Regions from separate parts of the Homo sapiens genome. Here region 1 is linked to region 2. Evidence: chromatin loops called from intact Hi-C (ENCODE). Cell type or tissue: endothelial cell of umbilical vein. All regions are shown on one strand. Links, peaks and the distances in the headings refer to the core of each region. The heading gives the core; the rest is flanking DNA. Region 1 overlaps NOVA1-DT (NOVA1 divergent transcript). Region 2 overlaps NOVA1-DT (NOVA1 divergent transcript).

What was found. A loop is a pair of places that touch in the nucleus more often than their neighbours do. Peaks named below come from ENCODE experiments on the same cell type or tissue, not always from the same donor. Only the 100,000 strongest peaks of a DNase experiment are listed, where the experiment ranks them.
Region 1: it touches region 2 in a loop (2.0-fold over the local background); 1 of 110 quality-filtered maps calls a loop at or near these places.

The regions. Positions count from the first base shown.
Region 1 is chr14:26,706,696-26,711,101 of GRCh38, reverse strand. The region is part of intron 2 of NOVA1-DT (NOVA1 divergent transcript); the gene reads right to left. Among named protein-coding and RNA genes, the nearest start is that of LINC02293, 100 kb to the left of the region's middle. In endothelial cell of umbilical vein, for the core only: no CTCF peak of the experiment used is centred there; a DNase peak (open chromatin) is centred at 1,921; H3K27ac peaks cover 387 bases.
Region 2 is chr14:26,773,626-26,778,031 of GRCh38, reverse strand. All of the region lies in intron 3 of NOVA1-DT (NOVA1 divergent transcript), which reads right to left. LINC02294 (long intergenic non-protein coding RNA 2294) reads left to right here. Exons shown (of 4, transcript NR_110033.1): 4 at 2,333-2,537. Among named protein-coding and RNA genes, the nearest start is that of LINC02293, 34 kb to the left of the region's middle. In endothelial cell of umbilical vein, for the core only: no CTCF peak of the experiment used is centred there; DNase peaks (open chromatin) are centred at 1,961 and 3,611; H3K27ac peaks cover 3,083 bases.

The DNA of each region.
Region 1 (4,406 bases), core at 332-4,331, 67 kb after region 2:
AAGGGTATAACTCACAGACTTGGAGTTACAGATAAACCCCAAGAAGAACAATTGCTGCCACTGCAATTGGGTTTTCTTAAGAAATATATTTGTATTAAAAGAATAAAGTAAATCTGTTTAGTGCCTGAAAAATTCAGCTTCTACACATGGCTTATTGAACTATACAACATTATACTACAGCTTTCATGTAAACCTAATTTTACACCGTAGCTGCCTTGGGAAAAGATGCAATGAGTGTCACAAACAGCTTGGGAAATATTTCATAGTCTTTCCATTCAGAATAGGGCACAACTGGCCAAATTGAGGTCATTATGCCTGAATTCAAGATCCAGCTCTGCCATTTGGGATGTCACCATAAGCAAGTTACTAACCTTTTATGCTAACCTTTTCTTCAGTGGAAACTATCTGATAGTTCTGTTGTGAGGATTAAATAGCTAGTGCATATACAGTTCATAAAAATTACCATGCTCTCCTCTAGCTGTCCTCCTCCTTTTCCATCTCCTCCTCTTCTTTCTCCTCCTTCCCTCCTTCCTTTCTTCCTTTTTCTCCTCCTCCTCCTTTCCCTTCCTCAATGCCACCTCCTTGCTCCTCTCCTCTCCTCCTCCTCTTCATTTCCTTCTCCTTCTCTCTTTTTTACCTCATTTCTGTTACTTCACTATCATTCTTATTTAATTCCTTTAACAAACATTTATTGTGTCAGATACTGTAATACTCTCCTATGCCCAGCATTTACATTGATGAATAAAGTCTATATGATTCCTGAGCTCTTCAAGTTTGTAAACTAGTTAAGAAGACTTTTTTTTTTTTTTTTAAATGGATCTCACTCTGTCCCAGGCTGGAGTGCAGTGGCTCAATCTTGGCTCACTGCAACCTCTGCCTCCCCGGTTCAAGCAATTCTCCTGTCTCAGCCTCCCAAGTAGCTGGGACTACAGGCAGGCACCACCACACACTGCTAATTTTTGTATTTTTAGTAGAGACGGGGTTTTGCCATGTTGGCCACGCTGGTCTCAAACCCCTGACCTCCTTGGGTTGATCTGCCCACTGCGGCCTCCCAAAGTGCTGAGATTACAAGCGTGAGCCACCGCACAGGCCCAGAAGACAATTCTTTATTGAACAAATGAAAATATAAATAAATATAGGATTACAAATTGTGATAAGTTCATTGAAGAAAATAGCATGGAACAAGAAAAGGGAATAATACAAATAAAGATTCCAATGTGAGGGCAAGGGAAGGACTCTGAAGAACTGATGGCTAAGTATAGATATAAAACTCTTAAATTTTGAAAGCATAAATATTACCTGATTTTCCAAAAACTTTAATCCAAAATTTATTTTAACCAGTTAATATTTTAAGTGTATTACCTTACATTATACTCCTATCAGAATTTCTGTAACTAAAAGCAGAAAAATCTTTGCTCAGAGCTTAAGATTATTTCTATGATAAAACAAACTAACCAACTAAAACATAGTAAGTTCCATTTAAAAAGTTAACAAAAAATTAACATAGCCCTTTAAATTAGTATTACATGTTTTAACCAGATGTAATAAAAGTAGTTTTTGTGGAAGAAACAATCTGAAGCTACATTAGGCAAATATATAAATGTAAGGGGAAAAAAAAAGACTCAATGAGAAGGAAAAGGACAATTGTAGTTAATTTGCACAATATCTGTCATGTAGATACTATTGTAATGTCTGAAGTGTCAGGAAAAGGATTTTAGCTCTCTATGCCAATATATTTTGGGAAGGTTACTTATTATATAATTAGTCCACAAGCCCAGTGAAAACATGAATATTAAATCACTCAAGTTTCAGGATTTAAGTGAACCACAGAAAATAAAAGGAAGGAAGTTTGGGCTAAGCTAGTGGTCAAAATCAGTAAGTAAGTAGGATGTGAGTCACATAGTTAAGTCAAGAGGGTTGATTTCCTTGTACTTCAATCACATTGCCAAGAGACAAGAAGTAGAAGGAGGAAAGAAATAGCCATGTTTCAGTCTTACAGATTAGAGCATAGAAGAAGAACTTTAGGATCTGAATCAACTTGGTGAATGTATTCCTGCCCTATGGCTTGAAATATGAAAGTAAATGCCAAATCCATTGGCCTCACCTGTAGGCCTAGGTAATATATATCATATTCTGTCTATATAAAATCTCTTGAGAGTGAATTTGCCTTTACAAACCTTTTTATTTTGATTGTTCCTGACAATTAATATAATTTCATAGAAAAGAGTGGGATGGAAAGTTTTGGTAGGTATGTTACAGCTAACATTTGAATTATCCACAGCAAAGAAAAGTAAGCAGGCAATTCATCAACCATGTGTGATTATTTATGTATGATTGCCATATATAGTTTAAGCAAGATATATATTAGTTGCAAGGAGAGTACATAAAAATATTCAATATATTTGGTTTGCTACTGTAAAAAGAAAAATACACATGAATTCAGTGTACTGGGAAAATAAATCAAATATATTTAAAGACAGGCATAAGTTTCTGTAATGAAGGTAGACATCAGCTGCAAAGTAGAAATGATTAGCTCAAATAACATATATGTCAAGTAGATGGACAGCAAATTTGCTGCTTTTCGTTAGCTTGTGACATTAGCTTGAATTCTGTGTTCATATGTGATGTGTGCTTTTCTACATTACCACAATTAACCAGTTGATGATTGCCATATAAAATAATTTTAGAAGTTTTTACCTCTACTCACCATAGTTCTTTGCCCTTACTTATTTTAAAATTATGACATTGTTTCTTTGGGAAATTTGTAATTACAATTCATAGCTTTAAATGATTTCTATGCATCTGATGAAAATTTCACTATAAGAAATTAAACTGGTAAGAGTTGCTTTGGACTTACTCAATTTTAAACAACATTAAGGCAATAATTTTTGCTTTTGCTAAGTGATATGAGAAACAATAGTCTAAAATATTTAATATATTTAAACTCTCTTATTTTGAACCTGATAGGACCATATAAAATCAGACAGGACAAACAAGTTTTCAGGGAAACAAAACTAAATTCAGCATTATAACATTTCTATGTTGAAATTTTGTCCACAGTGATATTACACACATACTGACTTCTCTTTGAGGTGAACGTCAATAAATTGATTGACCCAAGAGATAAATATTGATTTTAGCAAGGCCAAGGTCTACATTTATATCAGACAATTCTTCTTGATATTTCCTGGGATGCAAAGTCAATAAATAAATTGTTATATTTATATTCTGAATAATTTCCCAAGTCTGCAGGAAAGTTAGATCTTTCAGTCCATTATGGAGAGGTGCTGATCAATTTATGTCTTAGGTCTGTGAATGCTTGCTAAAAATGTACAAATGACATATCTCATATTTGTTGCACTAACATTTACTCACTTTAATAACACGGAACACTATTTTAATTCAGGCTATATTTTTATTCTCATCTTTCCATTTACTAGATTTATTTTTGTATGTCTCCACTATACTCAGGGTACAGATGTGGCCAACACATATGGTCATTGCATTTAGCCCAGAAAAAAAATAAGAATTTAGTTATTAAATGAAGTATTCTGTTCTGACTGTTTACTGGTAAGGAAAATAAGTACACAGATGTTTGCATGGTTTTTATCTTAAATGAACAAAGGCTCCTTTCACCACAAGGGATGTTGCATTGTTCTCCTTATCACCTAGGTTTCTTGGCTTCAGTCTACTCCTAAGAGGCTGACAGCAATACTTGGTACACGCTCTTGAGCCTTAAACAGGAATCAAGGCATCTGCTTAAGAATAAATACAGAATTCTGATAATGATAGTCTTAATTTCTAAACCAAAAATTTATTACTATCAATGGCGAGTTAGTATAGATAGTTAACCTAACGTGCATTTTGAATAGTGCCTCAAAATATTGTTATCTTTTTGTTTCCACACTGAGTCTTTTTTCCAAGGAAGGCAACAAGGTATGCTTATTTCTTTCTCTGTCTCCTAGGAGACTATGGTGGTATAACTGAGGATAAATGAAGGTATGATAAGTGTACCACATCCTTCTGGAGTATCATTTTTACCAAATGGTAAGCATATTTGTTTACTAGGGCTACCATAACAAAGTACCACAGACCAGGTGGTTTAAACAACAGAAATTCATTTACTCTCATTTCTAGGGCTGAAAGTCCTAGATCAAGATGTTGACAGGGTTAGTTTCTTCTGAGAGCCTCTTTCCTTGGCTTGGAGATAGTGGCCTTTTTCCAGTATCTTCACATGGTCTTTCCTCTGTATACCTATCTGTGTACTGGCTCCTTTTTTTTCTTTTTTTTTGAGACTGAGTCTCACTCTATTGCCCAGGCTAGAGTGCTAGAGTGCAGTGGCACAATCTCAGCTCACTGCAACCTCTGCCTCCCAGGTTCGAGAGATTCTCCTGCCTCAGCCTCCC
Region 2 (4,406 bases), core at 321-4,320:
TTAGGATAAATACCTAATGTAGATGATGGGTTGATGGGTGCAGCAAACCACCATGGCACATGTATATCTATGTAACAAACCTGCACATTCTGCATATGTATCTCAGAACTTAAAGTATAATTAAAAATAATAGAATAAAATAAGATAAATAAAGATTGTTAGCCATTAACAAATGACTCTTTAAGAAACAACACACATTTTGATTAGGAGCAAGGAAATGTGGCGAAGATTGTAAAAATTCCCATCAGATTTTAACATTAATACATTGGTCAGGCTAAGAGTTAAATCAATGAAGGATGAGTGATGAGAAAACTTCAAGTATACCAAGAGAATCTGGGCTAAAGTACAGAACCATAACAAAGAAGATCTGCCAAAGAAAAGGAAAGAAAAAAAATCACAGAATGGTACCCTCAATTTCACTGGTCATCTGCTAGAATATTTGTTTTAAGATCTTGATTTCTGGGTTTAAAAGATCACCAAGGCTGGGCATGGTGGCTCACACCTGTAATCCCAGAACACTGAGAGTCCAAGGTGAGCAGGTCACTTGAGCTCAGGAGTTCAAGACCAGCTTGGGAAATAGGGCAAAACCCCATCTCTACAACAAATACAAAAATTAGCGAGGTGTGGTGGTGCGTGCCTGCAGTCCCAGCTACTTGAGAGGCTGAGGCAGGAGAATTGCTGGAGCCCAGGAGGTCGAGGTTACAGTGAGCCATGTTCGTGCCACTGCACTCCAGCCTGGGCAACAGAGTGAGACCTCCATGTCTAAGGAAAAAAAAATCATCAATTTTCTTCTCACTCTAATACATCATGGTAATAATGACCTGAATTATGTTTCTGTTAAGGCCATCTTTTAACAGGAAGATAAACGAGAAAAGAATAACTTCACATTAACACAACGGTACTTATAAAATTTAAAAAGTGATTATTATCAAGCTTCCTATTTCCTTTATAGATACAAGAAGAAATACAATTCAATTTGGAGTTGACAAGAAATTGTAAAAAAGCAATCGCTTATTTTGAACATGGACTCTGTAAACATATTTGAGCTGCTGAATACTTCACATGTATAGCTCTGCCAGATTTTAGTGGTCTTTAGTCTCAGTTTGGCACCTCTAAAGTTCACACAAACTGTTTCAAAAGGGAATTTGCAAAACAAAGAAAGATCAAAGTACATTTAAATATGTGGATGAGGCTGAAGTATCTGTCAGTGGAAAAGATCTCCAAGATAGAAACTGTGATCTTTAAAAGACAGTTTCTGTTCATCAGCAGAACCCCAAAAAAAATCGTTTTGTTCCAGAAGATGAAACCAAGGCATTTTACAGTTAGATTTGGACGATGGGCTTCCTAATTAATTCATGACTTCTAGCTCTGTATGGTAACATTTCTAATCCATTTCTTGAAGAAGAATAACACCACACAATGAAAAGTTGAATTTATTAAGAGGCCAACATTAGGAATGGGCAGAGACTTAGAATTCATGTAATAAAACTATCTCATGTTACAGGCATGGAAAGGAAGGCGTAGGGAGGGAAAGTGACTTGCCAAAAAGATGACACAACCTTTCCTCTAAAAGGAGGAAAGAGACTCCTCATCTCCATACCCCCTGCCAAGTCCCCCTTCCCCTAATATTAAAGCACAACAAAGAGCAATTGAATGTGAGTGAATGATCTACCATACGTCATACTTGAGTTTTGGCAGCATTTCACTACTTTTTGAAACCATAGTGATCTGAGTTACTAAAGATTGACACTACTATTTCGGTGAAGTTTATTGTTCACATGAAACCATTACAAAGTATAGTAAGAGACAGAACAAATTTGATTTTGAAGTTGACTTTTTGTGCTTAGAGCATGTGATGAGGGAAAATGTTCTGACAGTTCAAGCTTACTCAAGCTTAATGACAGATCTAAATTGGAGCTTGGAGATAAAAGAAATTCTTTAGTGATGCCTCAGTTGTCATTGATTGCTATGAGCAATTTTAAAGCTATTCAAGATGAGAATTGCCAGCTTGGTTCTGAAAGGGGAGAAAGTGGTACATAAGATTAGAGGCTGGTACAAATGCTATCTTGGTTTAAAAAGAGAGAGGACAGTTTAGTATCACACGCATAGGTGATAATCGTGACTACATATAGACATTTATCAGCAGGAAATGACTCAATGAATGTTTAGGGTAGTGTAAGCACCAGCTGTTCTGAGGAAGATGAAAATGAAAAGCAGCTTCACTTATAAGGATCACCAGCAGCAACATGGCTGGGGAGGGAGGGGGAAGAAAGTGGTTGCTAAAGCTGAGAGCTAATAAAAAATAATAATAAACTATCTTCATAAATTACAGGATATCGTCCTTCTGCCTGCTGAAAATCATGGAATTAAAAAGATATAGAGTCCATTCTGAGAAATTCAATTTCATCAAATGGAAAGTGAAAGCATCTCCAATTCTATATATACACTGAAGCCTTCATGCCCCATTTACACTACTTGTATCGAATCCCGTAATAGGTTTCTGCCTATTGAGTCCAAATAAATGGTGGTTATCAAAATGTTCTATTTTTAACTGATCTTTTAAGTTGCTTTCTCTTTAGTATTTTTCCTGATAAAATATCCTAATTCCTTAAGGCTGTTAATTAATTGATGTGCTTTCCCCTAAATAATAGTATAGTTCATTTAAAGGTAGGAGCCAGAAACAGAAACATTCAGCAATCTTTAAGATGTTTTTTTTTTTTTTTTTTTTTTTTTGACAAAAAGAGTTCTATCTACAGGTAAGATAGAGGGCCCCGGAAAATAATATAGCCCCAGCGGAGATTTTTCCACTGGAGCACACATCTCTTACCTGTTTGTTATCCTCTAAATATACTGTGCATATTCACACTCAGTGCCTTTTTAAAAAATGAAGCTGTTCGTCTACATAAAAATGGCTTTTCCAAGACTATTCACCTAGTGTATATAACTCATTCTCTAATTCTTAACTCCAACGTCACTTTAGTGACCGGAAATCACATGTCAGAGAGAAATAAATATTCTGCCTTTGTATTTCCATAGCACACACCTCCAACATAGCAGTATCACATACAATTAATTTGTATGTCCATTTCCTTCACTACAAGAAGTGCCCTATAGAATATTATTTGTCCTGTATCTGTCACAGGAGTTAATGTATTTTCTAGGACATAGCAAGTACTACAGAATGTTTGTTGAATAAATGAATAAAAGTGGACTTTATCAATAGGATTGTATATTTCTTTGCTTTCAATGGGAATTACAATAAAAAGTAAAATCCATCTACAGACAACCTTGCTGGTGAATTTTTATTTCACATATATCACAGGAATGTATATTTTACCTTAATATGTCCTATGCAAATATTTCATTATGTCTATTTTCCGCCTATTTATTGTTAACAAAGAAATTGCACAGGAATTTATGAGTGTGTTTGTATTATGAGATAAATAACATTTCTTCCTTTGTTTTGCAGCAAAATAGAAGAACTCACCAAAAATGGTATTTTCTGTTGACCTAGACTAGGACTGATAAACATAGAAATGGAAAAATGATTTTATGGAAATGACAGAATCCACCTCCTTTCAGAATCATACGTGGGTTAGGGAGGAGAGGAAGTGAATCACAGGAATTCCTGTGTTGTCTCTCGCTGACGTTTCACCTGCAATATCATAGCTTTCAGTTACTGTGGTGAGATTCAGCCATGTTACCTGTACTACACCATACTGTCTGCCAAAGTATTTCCTTACACAATTTTTTTTATAGGAAACAAAAACTACTCTTATCTATTTATTTTTATCATATGGGTGGACCTGGGCAGAAAAATGCAGATGGTTTTGGTAAAGTGAGCTGGCAAAACCCAGTGTAAATTTCCTAATAAACAAAAGCAAGTATTTTACAGTGTAAATTGTGCCACATCAGGGAAATCTCAGAGTCCACAGATGTTGCAAATTACTAATAAGATATCCAATCCCAGCAGTCTGGGTATATCCAGTTGTTACTTGTTTGTTTGTTTTTCACTAGAAATGATCCTACCAGCAAAATGCTGCTGTTTTCTAAATTCTTGTTCATTTTGGCAACGTGCTCTAATAAGAGAGGAAAAAAACATTCATTGAAATAAGTTGCCACGAGGGTGTTTGTTATCTGTGAAGGTATATATAATGTCATTGTCTTTATCAGAGCAGAAATAGTTCTGACCTTCTCAAGAATGTATACAATCGCTGGGCACGGTGGCTCACGCCTGTAATCCCGGCACTTTGGGAGACCGAGGCAGGTGGATCACGAGGTCAGAGTTCAAGACCAGCCTGGCCAACACGGTGAAACGCCGTCTCTACTAAAAATACAAAAAATTAGCCAGGTGTGGTGGCGTGTGCCTGTGGTCCCAGCTACTCGGGAGGCTGAGGCAGGAGAGT